Regions from separate parts of the Homo sapiens genome. Here region 1 is linked to region 2. The links are chromatin loops, found by intact Hi-C in ENCODE. Cell type or tissue: Panc1. All regions are shown on one strand. Links, peaks and the distances in the headings refer to the core of each region. The heading gives the core; the rest is flanking DNA. Region 1 has its middle 27 kb from the start of LINC00951. Region 2 has its middle 190 kb from the start of UNC5CL.

Region 1 (8,332 bases), core at 161-8,160, 520 kb before region 2:
TCTTGTTCCTTCCCTCTCCCCCACCAGGGTCTTGCCATGTAGATGGTACAGCAGTCAGGGTCTAAACAGGAAAACAGAAATCAAGTTAATGGCAGGACATGACAGAAGGAAGGTAATGCAGTGACCTGGTTATAGGTGTTGGAGGGGCCAAGAGCCAAGTGGGACAGTGAAGAAACTTCAAAATCAGCAACCTCAAGAAGCTCCTGCCAGCTCGAGGGCTGGTGGCAGGGGAGTGGTGTTGACAGTGCCTGGGAGCCAGGGCCACCCATGAGAGCTGGAACCATGCCAGCCTACAGGTCAGGAGCTGAGGCCACTGCCAGAGGAGCCTCCCCAGAAAGGAGAGCAGGAAAGACACCTGCAGCTTCTCCCCCAAACCCTAAACTCCCCCAAGGGAAACAGAACCCAACAGGCATAGAGTCTGGAGTTGCAGAGGAGGGTGGGTGGTTGTATGTTTCGAGGAAGGGCCTTGAGGACAAACAGGCAGGAGACCAATACCAGGGAATTTCCAGACCACTGTGTACTGAGATTGTGAAGCAACTTCTTCAGGATCCCGCAGCCTGGTTAGGGACCTGGTTGGGGACCTGGTTTGGGACCTGGCTAGGGATGCAGCCAAGGATTTTACCCTGACTGCCCATCCTGGGTAGGATCTCTCTGGCTTTCTGTCCCAGCCCTCCTCTGTAGGACCAAGAGCTGCTTTGCAGACAGGTGGCTGAGGAAAAAGGTGTGGTCCCTGGCTGCTGGAATCAGTCAGTGTGAAGCGAGGGAGGGGTTGTGGGTAACAGCGCCTCTGCTTCCTCTCCACCTCTTTCACCCTGTTCCCACATTTCTTTTCATCTTCTTCACCTTCTGGGAACCCCTCCTACCATGTTCTTAAACCTATATCTTGGAGGTAATGGCCACTCCCGACCTTTTCTCTCTGGGATCCAGCCACTTGAGTTGCTATGGCAGAGACAATGCTCTGTGTTCACCTCCCCATTTCCTCTGTCTGAGCACGTGGCAAGGTTATATCTCCCAGCCTCCCTTGAGGTGAAGTTAACCCATCCATGTGACCCGTTCTGGCCAATGGGCTGTGGGCAGTGGATCCCCTCTGGTCCAAGGCACTTAAAACCAGGTGTGAGTTCTCCAAGTTCTCCTTTTCCTGCTACAGTAAGCTGAAGCCCACTCATGTTGACATGACATCAGTGGACAGAAGGGATCCTCAAGGAGAGGACAGCTGCCTTGGAGAATCAGACATCCTACACTGGACTTTACATGTGCAAAAAGTAAATTTTTATTGTATTAAGATACCAAGATTCAGAGGTTAATTTTAAAAACACACAAACAACAACAACAACAATAAAAACACATCATAGCCTGGTATTACCAAAACACAGTTGCTATATGCTATAATGATTTCTCCCAGAAACAGAGTGAGACCCCTCTTATATTCTTCCACAGGCCCCTGAGTGGCCCTTGTCCAGTTTAAGGCTGCAATCTCCATGGAGGCATCCCCAAGCCTGGCACAGTAGCTGGCACAAAAGAAAAACTGAGTAAATAGTTGTTGACTAAATGAACAAGTGAGTGAACTAATGAATAACCCAGGACCAGCTAAGAACATCTTAGAATGAGATCATGGTTTATCCTGGAGCACCAGAAGGAAAACACCCAGTCCAAGAGGGCGGAAATAGAATTCAGGGAAACCTTGACAGATTAGAAAAATGATCCATTCAGGATGGGTGAAATACAAGGCAAGGCTTGTAGAAATTCAACACAAGCCTCATCAATCCAGGGGGAGGTGAGGAGAAACCCAACGGGACCCAGGATCATAGGGGACTGGGAGTCTAATAACATCCTTAGGGAAGGACCAGCCTCTTCCATGCTGGGACAGGACCCAGGAAGGAGGAATCGGCACATGCCAGGCAGGGTGTGATCATCCCACTGCACTTGGCCTTCTCCCGGCATCTAATTTTAGCTGTCACATTTAAGAAGGATTTGGAAGCTCTGGAGCACAGCCAGAGCCAATAGGAGAAATGATGAAAGGTTGAAAAAAATAGAACCTGTAGGAAAAGTCCAGGAGAGGTGGGAGTTAAATGGGTCTGGGAGAGGCAGCTGTATGCAAATGAGCAGCTCTTTAGTTTGAGGAGGGTGGGGAAGCCAGAACTGGGGGACATTGATTTATACAGCAGCAAGAAAGGTTTAAGTTAGACTCCAGGAAGTGAAACTTGATGAAGGCTTCTGGTGAACTAAGTACTTCCCTTGGCTGCCCCCCTGCTCAGGAGGCCCTGGTAGACCCCTCCCTTGTCCCACAAGGGGCCAGGCATGAGGATGACTGGAAATGTGAAGTCCTAGAGGGCTGTAAAGGCAGGAACTATCTGATACTGTCCCTGGGTCATATGACAAGCAAGGAAAGAGTGTGAGCAGGGTCTGTCTGCTCTGGTTTCTGGGCCTGATGCAGGGGCTGGAGCAGATGACTTCTGTGGGTGGGGATTCCTCACATGGCATGAGGAAACAGTGATGTTTCAGGAATTGGATACTTTTCACATTTCCTCTAGGTTATCTCCCATATGGCTATATCCCTAGGAAATGTCTCACATCAGTTAAGGCAGTTGATGCATTCTAACTATGACCCTGGGATCAGCTTTAGGAAAGGGGTCGCCAAGGATTGACGGAGCCTAATGCATCCCAGGATGTCAGAACTAAAAGGATTGTGGCAGATTATCCAATCCAACCTCCCAACCCTTTGCAAGTGAAGACACTGAGCTCTGGGGAGCTTTCAGAAATTAGAACATCAGTGGTGAAATCAGCAGCATACCCAGGTCCCTGGATGTCTGACCCAGTGTTCCTCCAACCAGCTCATGTTTGACTCTCAAAGTGAGAGCCACGAGGCCAGGGAAGAGGTCAGGATGAACACAGAAGGATAGAGGCCTGGAAAGGGGTGATGGGGCCAGAAATGGGGAAGGGGCAGGAAGGAAAAGAGAAAAGAAAGCTTTCCCTCTCTTGGGCTGGGTGGTGAGAGGAGCCAGGCAAGATTTTCTGTTGTTTTAGAGAGAGCTAAGGGTAGAGGGCTGGTGTGGGAGGCAGGGCTGCTGAGGGGGGCCTCTCATGGGGGGCTCCTTTGGGGTCAGCACTTTCCTAGCTGGCTGGCTTCATCCACCCACCTTCCCTAGATTTCCCCACTTCCTACATTCTCACCTGCCCCTTCCGCCAGTTAATCTCTGAAACCACAGGAAGAGTGGGGTTCTGGGGGCAGATAGAGGAGGTACTGTGAACGGGGTGTGATGTCCTAGAGATGTCACCTGGAAACAGATGTGTATACCCCAGAGGATGCCTGAGCCCCCTCCAGGTCCCTCACCAACATCTCAAAGCACAAAATGGTATCCAGTGTGCTGAAGACCTACTCACGGTAAGGGCTGGAGCAGAGAGGAGGATCAAGAGGCTTCCAAGTATGCGTTCCCTGCCGGAGAAAGCCGGTCTGGTTTCCCTCGCTGGAGGGCCTCTCGATTCTCAGGCTTCCATCAATGTGTGAGCAGGAGCCTTGCACCAATGTCCCTCTCCCAGGTCACACACCTCTAGGACCTCTGCGTCCATCCTCCTGCCTAAGCATTTCCCTGACGCACCTCCAAGTGGCGTCCTCCTCTCCACAAGGGAGCAGTCTCTGGGCTTCCTCCAACTTTTCTCATGCTTTTAAGCTAAGCCACAGCCCCTCACTGGGATCTATGGAAGAAGGACCACTCCTAGCTGTGCTGGGGAAACTGCCAATGCAGTGATCTCCCCACTCCTCTACTTGTTCCTAGAGACCCTCCTCTATCTTATCTAGCTCACCGGCCCACCTGTCCTCTCCTCCCTTTCTTCCGTAAGGATGCTGCAGCCACCCCTGCACCTGGCCGCAAGAGGGCACCATGCCCTCACTGCCACCCCAGCTCTCCAGCCCACTCCTACCTCTGCCTTCCTTATAGTCCTGCCAGATCGCACTTGGCAGAAAGGAGCCAACTAGGAAATCCCAGGATAATCTAAGAGGTTTATGTCAAAAGGTTTACAAGGGAAAAGGTAGGTAAAAATAAGTGCCTGGCACTCTGCCAGCTGCTGGGGATTCAAAGGTGAATAAGACCCCTACCTGCCCACTTCTTAGTCTCAAAGAGGAGACAGGTAATTACTGTGCAGTAGGTGAGCCCAGGAGGGTAGAGAAATGCAGCCTGCTGATGTAACAGCCAAGAGGGGCTCCCTGCCCCCAACTTCACCAGGGGCTCAGGGAAGATTCCTAGAGGATTCCTGAAAGGTGAGTAGGAAGCAGCAGGTGAGGGAGACAAGGGCAAATCAGGAGGCAGGAACAGCAAGCCCGGGAGTGGGATCAGCATGAGCAGAGGTTGGGAGGCATGAAAGATTTAGAGTGGAACATAGGGTAAGTTGACTTTGTCATATTCCAGGCACCAGGTTCTGTTCCTCTCCTTTCCTGGTCTGAGGAATGCCCAACTGTGGGAGCTTTCAGTGCTACCCTAAGAAGCCTAGCAGAGTTCCCAGGCCCTCCTGCAGCCCTGCCCTCCTCCTTTTCTCTGGGGAGGAGCGGAGTGTCCGGGCTTGGGCGAAGGTGCTATCACTCAGTCCTCATGGTGTTCCCTGGATGGTGACCTCCTGATTCAGGTTGTTATTATTCCCATTTTGCTGATGAGAAACCAGGGGCTCAGGAAGATGGAGGAACCTGCGCAGGACTGCGTGGCAGAGCTAAGCCCCTCAGCCAGGGCTTCTGCCCCCAGCCCCTGTGGCCTGTGCTGCTTAGAAGGGACCGTATGGAAATCCCTCTCTCCCCATGTGGTCCAGAAGGCTGACACTAGCCATTTGAAGCAGATTTTTTTTTAATGGAGGCTTTCCAATTACAAAAGTAATAAATACTCATTATTTTAAAAATCAAACAATATAGAAATTCACAATATTCACAATATTGAAAGTAAAAGTATCTTATAATCCCACCTCTCTCTCCCCAAGGTAACTACTCTTAACAGTTTGATATGTATTTTTCTAGACTTTCCCATGGGTTTGCAAATATGATTGTACATTTTTAAAAAATGAAATTATGCTTTGCTGCAATTTGCTTTCTTCAACTTAACAGTCAGTCTTGAACTGTTCACATGCATGCATACTGATCTATAAAGTGGGGCTTCTTGTGATTCCCACTTATTGCTGAGGAAGCCAGGCTTCCTCAGGGAAGGTAAGCTTCCCCAACCACACAGCTCAGGAGGGACAGACTTACCAGCCCAGCCTGTCAAGATCTGGGGCAGCCAGTGGGGAGCTACACCCACCCACTCACTGCTTTTTCTCCCAGCAGCCTTCTCACTGTCCTCAGCTGCTAGGAATTTTTAGGAATGGATTTCTGTGTCATTTCTAATAGATCAGGAATATCCTAGCAAGACAGATTGTCAGAGCCTGTTGGGTGGTAAATCCAGGCTCATCCCTCTTGTATGCAGATCATTCCTTTTCCCCAGGAAGGAAGCTCTGGGTAGCAGCTCCCTGGGGGTGGGAGGTGGGGGCGGAATGAAGCAGCACAGGGCCGCTGACCCACCAGCCTCCTGAAATAGCCAAATATCCGGGCTGGTGAAGGCAAGTGCCACGAAATTCAGCCAGTAGCATCCCTTCACCTCTTGATCCTCAATGTGTGGTCTCAGGAGTAGCAGCCCTGGCATCCCTGGGGAGCTGGTTAGAAATGCAAAATCTCAGCCCACAGGCCAGACCCACTGAATCAGAATCAGCATTTTAACAAGATCCCTGGGGGAGTCCTATGCATAGTAAAGTATGAGTAGCTGGGGTTAGGCAGTATTCTGGTTCCTATAAAGCCAGCCCATGGCTTCTTTCCAGAAGTTTAGTTGATGAATTTGGTATTAGAAACTTAATAAGAGCTAGCAGTTACATGTAAGTTTCTATGTGCCAAGCAACATTGCAAGTGTCTTACTTATATGAACTCATTTAATCCTTACAAGGATGCTATGAGTTGAGGTATTATGATTATCCTGCTTTTACAGATGAAGAAACTGAGGTGCAGAAAATTTGCTTAATTTGCCTGAGGTCACATGCTAACCAGAGGGTGATCTGGGGCTTAAACTCAGGTCCTCCAGGATCTTAACCACCACAGCACACTGCCCTGCAAGTAGATGCACCCATCTGGCATGGAGCAGTTTTGACAGGTATCTCCAAGGTGGCATTTCTAAGTAGAGCTTGCCAACACATCTTGCTTTTCTCCCCCACCGTCTTCCCCCTTCCTAAAGACTGGTCACCTTGGAGAAGCTGCCAGAGCTCAACAGGAACCTCGCCACTGCTTTTGTGGTGATGCCAAGGCCAAGAAGTAATAGCAGCTTATTATATCTGCAAAACCCTTTATCATCTATTATGTCTCTTTATTCTCCAAGAACCAAGTGAGATGAGGCAGGTGTTACTATCCCCACCGGAAGAACAGGAAAGGAGCCTAGAGACACCCGGTGACTTAATCAAGGTCATGCAGAATGGAGGCTAGTAGCCAGGCCTCCTGACTTCTGGAGCATGTTCCTTTCATCTCTCTAGGATGCCCTCTTTTCTGGAAGACTCTATAGCAGTCCTCTCCACCCTGAAGGCAGCCAGCATCTCCTCTCAGTGCTTCTGCAGCTCTGCAGGGGAAACTGGGTCCCTGATGAAGCTTCAGCCTCTCTCCCAGGCTGCCTCCTGCCTGAAGCAATTATAAATCACGGCATTTTCCTTTCATTCAGACCTGATGTTTAATTCATCGCTATTCTGGCTGCTTTAATGCAGAGAACATTTATTCAGTGGAATAGCTTTGTTTTGCTTCCAAAGCTTTATTCTCCTGTTTAGAATACCATTGCTATTGCAGAGGGGGCTTCCTATTAGCCAGTTCAGAGACCCTCCCCCTCCTGCTCCCCAAGAGTGGCCCAGCCCTGCCATCTATGTGGACCCACCCCCGGGCTGAGAGTGAGCTTCACCTCCTGAGAAGGAGGAGTCCAGGCTTTTCTGTCCTTGGTCTAAGCACCTGACAATTTCAATTTGCTCACCACCTGCCTTTCTCCCAGCCACGTGCCTGGTGTGATGAGCTGCCTGGCTCCTAGATAGGGCTGCTACTGCCCAGGACACAAGAAGTTGGAAGGGCCTGGAGTGGGGTGGGGGTAGCACAGCTGTCGTACTTCCTTCTTGGAGCTCCTGCCTTGTGGCATTGACCACATCTTCAACTTCTTGCAGTCTAGATAAGTCTAGAACCTTGGACTCCAATCCCTGAATGCTGCACCACCTCCTGACGATAAACCTCCTGGGTGATCATTTCCATTGTCCTGGATCTCAGACTGCTAAGTGTCTACAAAATACCCATTCCTCCTCTATTTTGTATCAACAAAACCCTCAACTGAGCACCAGGCTTGAAACCCAGTTTACATATAAAACTACATTACCCAGCCTCTCTTGTAGCTAGGTGTGTTCATATGACTAGGTTCTAGCCACTGACAGCTAAGTGGAAGTGTTGTGTGAGACTTCTGTGAAGCCTTCCTAAACAAGAGAAGGCACAACTTTCTTAATTTATTTTCTGTTACTTATTAGCTGAAATGTAGATTTAAAGACTGGAACTCTAGCAGCCATTTTGAACCATGAGGTGGAAGCCACATACTGGGTCTAGGAGAGGCACAAGACAGAAGAAGCCAGGTCCCTGACACCAAGGATTCATCTTTCTGAGTGGTTGGCTCATCTCTGAATTTCTTTTACAATAGAAATAAGCTTCTATCTTGTTTTAGCTACTTTTGTTGTGTGTCTTTCAGATATAGGTAGCCAAATTAGTTCCTAACTGATGAAGACACAGCCATTTACTGCTTTCTTGATCTCCATGATGGAAGCTGCTTGTTTGCCAAGCTCACTGCCTGAACCAGTTTCTGATACAAGATTTAAGAATGTAGCACCTAATAGAAATGAAGGACAGAAGAGCTGCAGAGGAGGGAAGTGCAGTCTAGGACACAGAGTGAAGAATGAGTGGACTTAATTCAACCTGCTTGCAGTACAGATGGGAAGACTGCGTTTTGGAAATAATTAGTCATTAGCCCATAGCCCCAGAGCTAATAAGTGGCAAATTCAGGATTCGATACCAGAATTTTTTTACTCCAACCACCACTCCATTACCACTTAGAGAGAGCTTGGGACAACATGAGGGAAGACGTGCCACATCTTCCAATCTTGCCATGGTCTGGCGCTCTCTGTGAGAATTGGAGCTTGTCCCCACAGAGCTCTGTTCCTTTCTCCTTCTCTTGTGAGGTGCATGTATTTATAAAGCAACAGACTTCTTATTATCATACAAAGCAGATGCAAGGGAAGGAATCAGCTCTTTGTGGGGCAAAGCTAC
Region 2 (8,332 bases), core at 280-8,279:
GTGGCCCAGGATGTGGCCTCTCTTGGTATCTGTTCCGTGGGCTCTTTAGAATGTGTTCTGCTCTTGTGGATATGCTGTTCTATAAATGCCTATTAGATCCTGTTGTTTTATGGTGTGGTTGAGTTCTTCTATATCTTGCTGATACTGTTTATACAGGTTTCTCTCTGGTTGCTGTATCAATTCTTGAGAGATAGGGGATTCAAATATCCAACTATGATTGTGAATTTGTGATTTCTTCCTTCACTTCCATCGGTTTTTGCTTCACGTATTTTTCAGCCCTGTTTTTGTGGTCCACGCACATGTAGGACTGCATATCTTAGTGGATCGGCCATTTTGTTATCATGTAATGTTCTTCCCTGTTCCTGGTACTTTTCTTTGGTCTGAAGTCAACTTTTTCTGAAAGCTCCTCTTGCTTTCATTTGATTAACCTTTGCGTAGTATACTTTCTTAAACCCCTTTACTTTCAACCTACCTAAATTATTATATATGAAGTTTCTTATAGACAGCTTATAGTTGAGGCATGTATTTTTATCCACTTGACCAATTACTCTTTTAATTTATATATTTAGATCATTTATATTTAATGCAATTATTAATAATCTTAGGACTTAAATCTGCCATTTTAGTTTTTCTTTTCTGTTGTTCTCTGTTTTTAATTTCTCTGTTTTCCTTTTTCTGCCTTCCTGTGAGTGAAAGTAACATTTTTAGGATTCCATTATCATCTGTCTAGAGCATGTCTGAATGTATCTTCTAGAAATTTTTTTAGTGGTTGTTCTAGGTATTACATAATATAACGTAAGTTATCACAGTCTACCGGTATCATCATTTTACCAGTTTGAGTGAAGTATAGAAAACTTACTATCCCTTATGTTCCTTTACCCTCTCCTGTATATAATTATTAATTATGTTTTAATTATTTCCTGTACATTCACTGAGAGCCACATCAAACAGGGTTATATTTTTGCTTCGACCATCAAACATAATATAGAAAAGCCAAAAGGAAAAGAAAAGTGTATTACATTTACCATATTTTGTGCCCATTGACATTTCCAGGTTACCTGCTTGTCCTGATCCAAGTCTGGGATACATGAGGCAAAAAGAAAACCCAGGGAACTTACTACATATTGTTCCTCACCTCCTGAGTTTCCTAGCTGTCCTACCTTCTTTTCTCCTCATTTCAGAAACTTCTTGTGTCTGTTTTATATGTAATGTCCAGCGTATTTAGTTGTACTTATTGGGAGGAATAGGGAAAAGTGTGTTTTCTTGTCTTGTCTAGAAGTGATGTGACTAAGTGGATTTTAACTGCTCCTGCAATTACAGTTCGTGGCTTGAAATCTCCTTGCTCTTTCTTCTATTCTGTTGCTTATTCTGTTTCTTGGAATAAAAGTTAAATGTATCTTTAAATAATCTTGACCTCTTAGATTAATAGTTGATTTAACCTTTGATGGGTCGGACGGGGGCGGAATGGAGATGGAGCTACTAGAAAGCTATCAGTTAGAACAGCAAAAGACAGCAGGTAGACCAAATAGATATGCTAAATAGACACAGTGCTGGCTCCTGAGAGTTGCTTCCCCAGTGAGCTAAGTCAGTCTTTTTGCTCATTGCCTTATCATTCTTACATAACCTACACTACACTGCCTTATGAAATAAGAAAGGTTGCTAGACTGGAGTCAGGAGACCTAAGTTACAGATGACACTGTGACCTTGAGCAAGTGACTTGACCTTCCTCAGCTCTGTTTTATTCATCCTTAAAATGTGCTTGTTGGTGGATTAGTTCCTAAAGTTTCTTCCAGCTCTTATGGTTTGTAATTACTCTTCACAGACAGCTTCCCCACCACTACTACACACGCACATGCAAGCACCTGCAGGCAACTGCTCACCGACTACTTTGTCCTACAGAATTCTTTAAAGAGGATTTGGCAACATGCTTCTACAAGACATTTAAAACCTCACTCATCAGTTTTTGAAAATCTTGCTCATTTAAATTGTCACAGCTCAAGAGCCCTGGGATTTAAACCTTGGAAAGGGTAAGGCTTGTCAGCAGAATTTCTGTGTTAATTTGTAAAAAGCTAAGAGATATTAAAACTTTCCACTCTGCAGAAGGCAGTAGAGAGACTGCAGACAAGGAAACCCAGAGGGGTAGTAGAGGGAAAGTCACTGACAAATGCCTGCACTCTCAGACCCCGGTTTTTCCCCTGTCCTGCCAGTATCTCCAGCCCTACTGGAATAAAAGGGACATGAACTCGAGGGAGAGGAAAAATTGTAGCCAGTAGAGACAAGCTTAGAAGGAACAGGAACGAGAACAGGATCTGAACATAAACAGGCTTGAGATAGTCATGATTTATGAAAGATCAAATAGATATCTGCCCTCAAAGTACAAATACATTACAGAAAAGCTTATCCCATATATTTCCTCTTTGTCCTTTATCACTTAAGCTACAGAGATGATACCATTGGTTGAAATATTTCCAGGAAATGCTTGTTCACACATTAAATTCCTTAATACACAGTGATTGGACAAATTGCTCAAATCTACTAGAAGAAGGAAACTTTTTGAAATTACTAACACTTCCCATCCACTAATTTCTTTTTTAAAAAAATTACACCAAATGGGAGTGTTCTTTCCCAGGCAGTCACTAAAAATCATTGTCAGTGGTGAGAGTTGTTTCTGATAGACTTTTTGTGTATGGAAACTCAAAGGAGGCAGAAGAGACAGAGGCATTATGAGATGGGCCATGTGAAATACAAGATCATGTGAAATGATTGGGGAATCCAGAGAATGGAACCTTGGCTCAGGAGATCCTCTGGCTGGAAAAGGAGGACTGGAAGGGGGTCATGGAGCAGGCTTGGGGAAAAACGGGCTGGCCTCAGATCTTCTGTTACCACTACCCCTTCTCAAAATTATTTTCAGGGAATATTTTCATGCTGTCCTAAGTCATTTGGTAGACTTTGTTACTCAAAGGTTCATAGCATCTGAAGAACTGACAATATTTTGAGTATTTTACCAACGTATATATTTCTCCCCACCTTGAGAGACAATTGAAGGCTGACAAAAAGAGTTATTTACATCTATCTCTCTCTTGTCCTTTCTCATCTCCCTTTAACTTTCCTTCATTTCACAAGTGAAGGCCCATACTACCAGGCTGGTAGGGAAGACAGGAAAAGAGTATGCCTACAAGCCTCACAGGAAATGGAGAACAGCAGGAGGAGCTAGCACCAGCACCGTTTATGACTGCACAATGCACTGCTACATAACAGATGTTTAAAAATTCCTTGAGTCCCTAAGGCCTAAGATCATAAAAGAAGAGATCACAGAGAAATAACAAAGTATATAATACCATGATTATATGGTGCCAACAAAGCCAGAGTTTGCAAAAAAGAAGAGTGGCCAATAGATAAAATAAAGCAGAGTGAGCACTGGGGACTATGAGAATTGATTGGATTTTACCATTAGGATATTATTGATGACCGTAGCAAGGATGGTTTTATGGAGTTATTAGGGACTGAAAGCTAGATTGTACTGAGATACAGTAGAATAAAGACAAGTGGAAGCTAAGCAGCGAGCACCAAGTTTGAGAATAAAAATGTTGGTAACTTCAAGAGGAGGCTCAAAGGTGGTTTTTGAGAAAAATGAGCAATGTCTGTAGGCTGAGGGTGGGAATATGGAAAGGGGATGTTAAAGCTATCAAGGAAGCTGGGTTAATGGAGCAAGATTGCAGAGGAAGAAGTGAGGAAGGGTACAGTGGAAGGATTGGCCTAGGGTACTGAAGGAAGGAGGATGAGAGTCTGTGGGAATCCCAGTGGAGTTTGGATGAGTAATTGCTGCAGTTCTCTCAGCATCTCTGGGAGAGCACAGCCCAGCCTGGGCTTGGAGGGCTGTGGTATATCAGGGGCAAAGTTTCCATGAAAGCTTAAAAAGTAGGAGATTTTGACAACGGAGGGAGGATTTGGGAAAGCAGGTGGGGGAAGGAAGGGTTCATTATAACAGAAGCCAAGGCAATAAGCACCTGAGAGAAAAAAGCAGATAATGAAAGGAAAAAGAAAACTGCTACATTTTTTCATGTGGAAATTGATGGTTATAAAAATAAAATCAGAAATCACTGACCTACAAAATTCAACTTCAGTGTGAGTCCCTGTGGTGGCAGAACTTTCAAGGTGGTAACTGTGGTGGATTTATGGAGGAGTTGGTGTGGGCCTTTGTCTTGCTGAGTTAAAGGCAGATATCTTGGGTGTGCACAGCAACAGAGAGGGCTCTGATCTTTCTCCATGGAGAGACGTCTTAATGTATAGGGAGTAGGGAGGGCCCTGGTCTGGTCCCAGCAGGGACTGTCTTGCAGTGAACAGACACACTAGGTATTAAGTAGATCAAAGAAAGATGATGTGAAAGTCTAGGAAGTTTTTAGGGGAAAGAGTCAAGCTTAGACTGCATATTAAGAAGATAAGGTAGTTTCTGGCAGGAGGCTTTGGACATGGATGTGGTGGGAGAGGAGGGAGAGAGGAGACCGTCCTACTAGAGGGTGCCTGTGGGAGAAGGGAGGCTGAGGTCCAGGAGACCTGTAAGTTACAAATTTTGTGTCTTCTGCGCCTCCTTGTGGTCAGCCATTTCCACTCCCAGCTCAGCTCTCAACTTTTCTCCTCACTGGTTTCTGTCTAAATGCCTCAGCATGGTCTCTGAGGTCTCTTGAATAGTCAGCTTCCAAATGGCTCTGCCTTCCCAACAGCCTCCTTCCTGTAGTAAGCATGCCAGTATCGCCCAGTGAGTAGATAACTTTCTCATCGCCTCACCTGGTTCATATATTTGGGTGTTATGGCCACTTGGTGCACCTCCTCTTTCTCTCTCCAGCCTTCCCAGATGAGCACCTCTCTGTTCTCACTGAGTCCTGGGGAAACTGGTCAACAGCTTGATCTTGGGTATCTATAAGACATCATTGCTGGGTTGGATTTGGCTAATTAGTGGCTGCGTGGTCTAGGTAAGTTAATTAACTCACTCATCTTGGGTTAAGGATGTAGTCACATAACATACAGATATGTCTGACACTCATAGTAAGTGCCTAGTCAGTGTTAGCTACTCTTACTACTAATGCATCCTTTGTCAGAATCCAACTCCAGGCAGACTTAGGAAAGCCTGCAAGTTAACCAGGGTCCTAACTATCATACCAAGATGCCATGCTAGCCGCCTACATGCCTAACAGATGCATCCCTTTTTCAGTATCCATTGCTTGCACTTCAGACCTTTGCCAGAGCCCTCCAACTCCAAATGTTCTCTCCAGAGTTCCGCAAAATTCAGTGGACATAATTGGGGAGGCAGAGGAGAGGCATTCTAGGCAGTACTTACACCGATTGCATGTACCTTGGAGGATGAAAATGACATCTAAATATTCATTCTTCCAAAAGCTACATTCTAGAATTGCAATATTTTAGCTTCAGGTGAAGGTGCTTTCTCAGAACTAGTTTGTTATTATGTCCTAATCCCATTAAAATTGAGATTAGGCCAAAAAAAACATTTTTGTAAATGCCTTGACATCATTTTTGTACCATCTAAAGAGAGCCAAAAGTGGCTTTTAGAGTTATTGCTACCTCTCTCAATTCATTGGTAGGCTTCTAGCTATTACATAATAAGAGAAAATGGAAGAAATGGAAGAAAATACCATTCATTAAGCCACTGAATAAAGTCACCTCTGAAAGTTGCCCTCCAGTGCTTGGCATCACAGAGGCTCCACTTATATAATAACTTCCTTTGGGTATATACCCAGTTATAGGATTGCTGGGTCAAATGGTATTTAAATGGTATATAATGGTATTATAAATCATTCTACTATAAAGACACATGTGCATGTATGTTTATTGCAGCACTATTTACAATAGCAAAGACTTGGAACCTACCAAGATGCCCATCAGTGATAGACTGGATAAAGAAAATGTGGCACATATATGCCATGGAATACTATGCAGCCATAAAAAATGATGAGTTCATGTCCTTTGCAGGGACATAGATGAAGCTGGAAATCATTATTCTCAGCAAACTATCACGAGGACAGAAAACCAAACCCCGCATATTCTCACTCATAGGTGGGAATTGAACAATGAGATCACTTGGACACAGGGAAGGGAACATCACACACTGGGGCCTGTCGGGGGGTGGAGGGCTAGGGGAGGGAGAGCGTTAGGAGAAATACCTAATGTAGATGATGAGTTTATGGGTGCAGCAAAACACCACGGCAAGTGTATACCTATGTAACAAACCTGCACATTCTGCACATGTACCCCAGGACTTAAAGTATAATAAAAAAGAAAACTTTCTTACTCTCCTCCTTCTCTTATCATCCTCCATCCTTCCCACTCGTACTCCCTCCCAGTGTGCAAATCTTAAAGAGACCAGCACCATTATTTATGACCATATTTTTAGTGGGTGAAGATTTGATCAGAAAAGGGATTGATAAGGAAAAGAATTCCAGAAATTTGGAATGAGCCAAGTGCTAAGATCCTGTGGTTACCCAGCTCTCTTACTTCTGATTGAGACAGGGGGAATTTGAGCTATGGGATTAAAATTGTCTCTCTACCACTTAATATTTCTCCTTTCCAACTGCATGTCACAAGGGCTGCTTCCGAAAGCTTTGCGCAAAATTCCGACGGCAACAAATTTCCCTGACTCTCTACTCTGTGTAATGCAACCACACAAACTCTTGTGCTTAATCTCTCTCTCACACACACACACACGTAAATCAGTGGTTCTCAAACTTGAGTGTATATCAGAATCACCCAGAGGTCTTAATAAACCACAGCTAGGTTGGGGTAGGACCTAGTAATATTTCCTACAGGTTACCAGGTGATGCTGATGCTGCTGGCCTGGAAACCATACTGAGAACCGTCGAAGTAAAAGTCTTCTCCTTTTCTAGCCTCAACAACTATGCCTGTAGCTGAAGACTACACAGTTACTCATCACATCTAAGCTCATAACACTGATTCATCTTCACTCCTAAGCCTGGAGCCGAGCTGCTCCCTGCACACTGGCTCTCGACTCCCTGGGTGTGCCTCTGTCTTAGTTTATAGCAGGCCATAATCCATCTTGTGGCACTCACCCTATCTTGACTGCAGAACTTGCCATCTCTATTAGTCAGCTCAGGCTGCTATAACAAAGTATCACAGGCTGAGTGGATTGAGCAACATAAATCTATTTTCTCACAGTTCTGGAAGCTAGACGTCCAAGATCAAGGTGCTGGAAGGGTTGGTTTCTTCTGAGTTCTCTCTCCTTGGCTTGTAGGTAGCCATCTTCTCCTCCCTGTGTCCTCACCTGGTCATCTCTGAGTGTGTTTCTGTGTCCTTATTTCCTCTTCTTAGACGGACAGCAGGCATATTGTATTAGGGTGCTTGTTAGTGACCCCATTGTAATGTAACCACCTCTTTAAAGGTGCTATCTCCTAATACAGTCACATTCTGAGGTCCTGGGAGTTAGGACTTTAACATATGAATTTCGGGGAGGGACACAATTTAGCCCCTAAGCGAGATGCGCCATTTTTCACACCTCTCACCCTCCACCTCTTCACATTCTTCTTGCTGTTTTATTCTCTCTTCTGCCAGCTTCCTGAGGGGGCCCAGAGCCTCACAGGCCTGAGGCTAATTGTGGTGCAGGGGCTCACGAGGGGTGGGTTTTGGTGATCTGCACACCGACACCTACCTCTGTGAGGACTCTGTAGTCAACACCCTAGATAAGCAGGGCCCAGTCACAGGGAAAAGGGTAACAAATTGCTTGCAGAGGGACAACTGGCTTAGAGCTGGGTTATTATTCTTGTAATCTCCAGATCACAAGCAGCAGGCTGCACTGGGCTCTGTTGGCACGTACCTCTTCGCTCCACTTGGGAATGGTACTGGACAAAACTAGAGGAGAAAGAGGCTGAAGGGCCTGTTTGCCTGGAACCCATACTCTTTTTCAAGTTAATGCAAACAGCTCCAAAAACCCACTAGAAATCTCTGGTCTATGGAGGAGAAAATGACCTCCCCCCATGGCTAGCAATAATTCCTGATGCTTTTTATGCTTTACATGGCTTTCTTCCACATGATGACGTTTGATCATGATGCCAGCCCCATGGGGTCAGCCAGACTGCTATAATTATACCCCATATTAGAGATTAAGAAACAAGTCTAAGTAAACAAAACAAAGACTTAGGTTATGATCCACCCCCAATCAGAGGTCTGCCCTCTCAATTATACTCTACTCACCTCAGTTCTTTTCTCTTCTAAGCATTTCCCAAAATGTGGCCATTCACATAGCTTGTTTGCATTTTTGGCTATATTCATCCAAGCACCACTCACTGATTAATGAAGTCCATGGAAG

The links. Hi-C counts contacts between places; a loop is a spot of excess contacts. Peaks named below come from ENCODE experiments on the same cell type or tissue, not always from the same donor. Only the 100,000 strongest peaks of a DNase experiment are listed, where the experiment ranks them.
Region 1: it touches region 2 in a loop (3-fold over the local background); 20 of 110 quality-filtered maps call a loop at or near these places.

What each region holds. Positions count from the first base shown.
Region 1 is chr6:40,324,977-40,333,308 of GRCh38, forward strand. No RefSeq gene overlaps it. Among named protein-coding and RNA genes, the nearest start is that of LINC00951, 27 kb to the right of the region's middle. RefSeq lists enhancers at 4,711-5,349, 5,350-5,988. In Panc1, for the core only: a CTCF peak has its summit at 3,872 (motif pointing right); a DNase peak (open chromatin) is centred at 3,858; H3K27me3 peaks cover 202 bases.
Region 2 is chr6:40,841,217-40,849,548 of GRCh38, forward strand. No RefSeq gene overlaps it. Among named protein-coding and RNA genes, the nearest start is that of UNC5CL, 190 kb to the right of the region's middle. In Panc1, for the core only: CTCF peaks have their summits at 4,600 (motif pointing left) and 4,816; a DNase peak (open chromatin) is centred at 4,545; H3K27ac peaks cover 1,286 bases; H3K27me3 peaks cover 720 bases.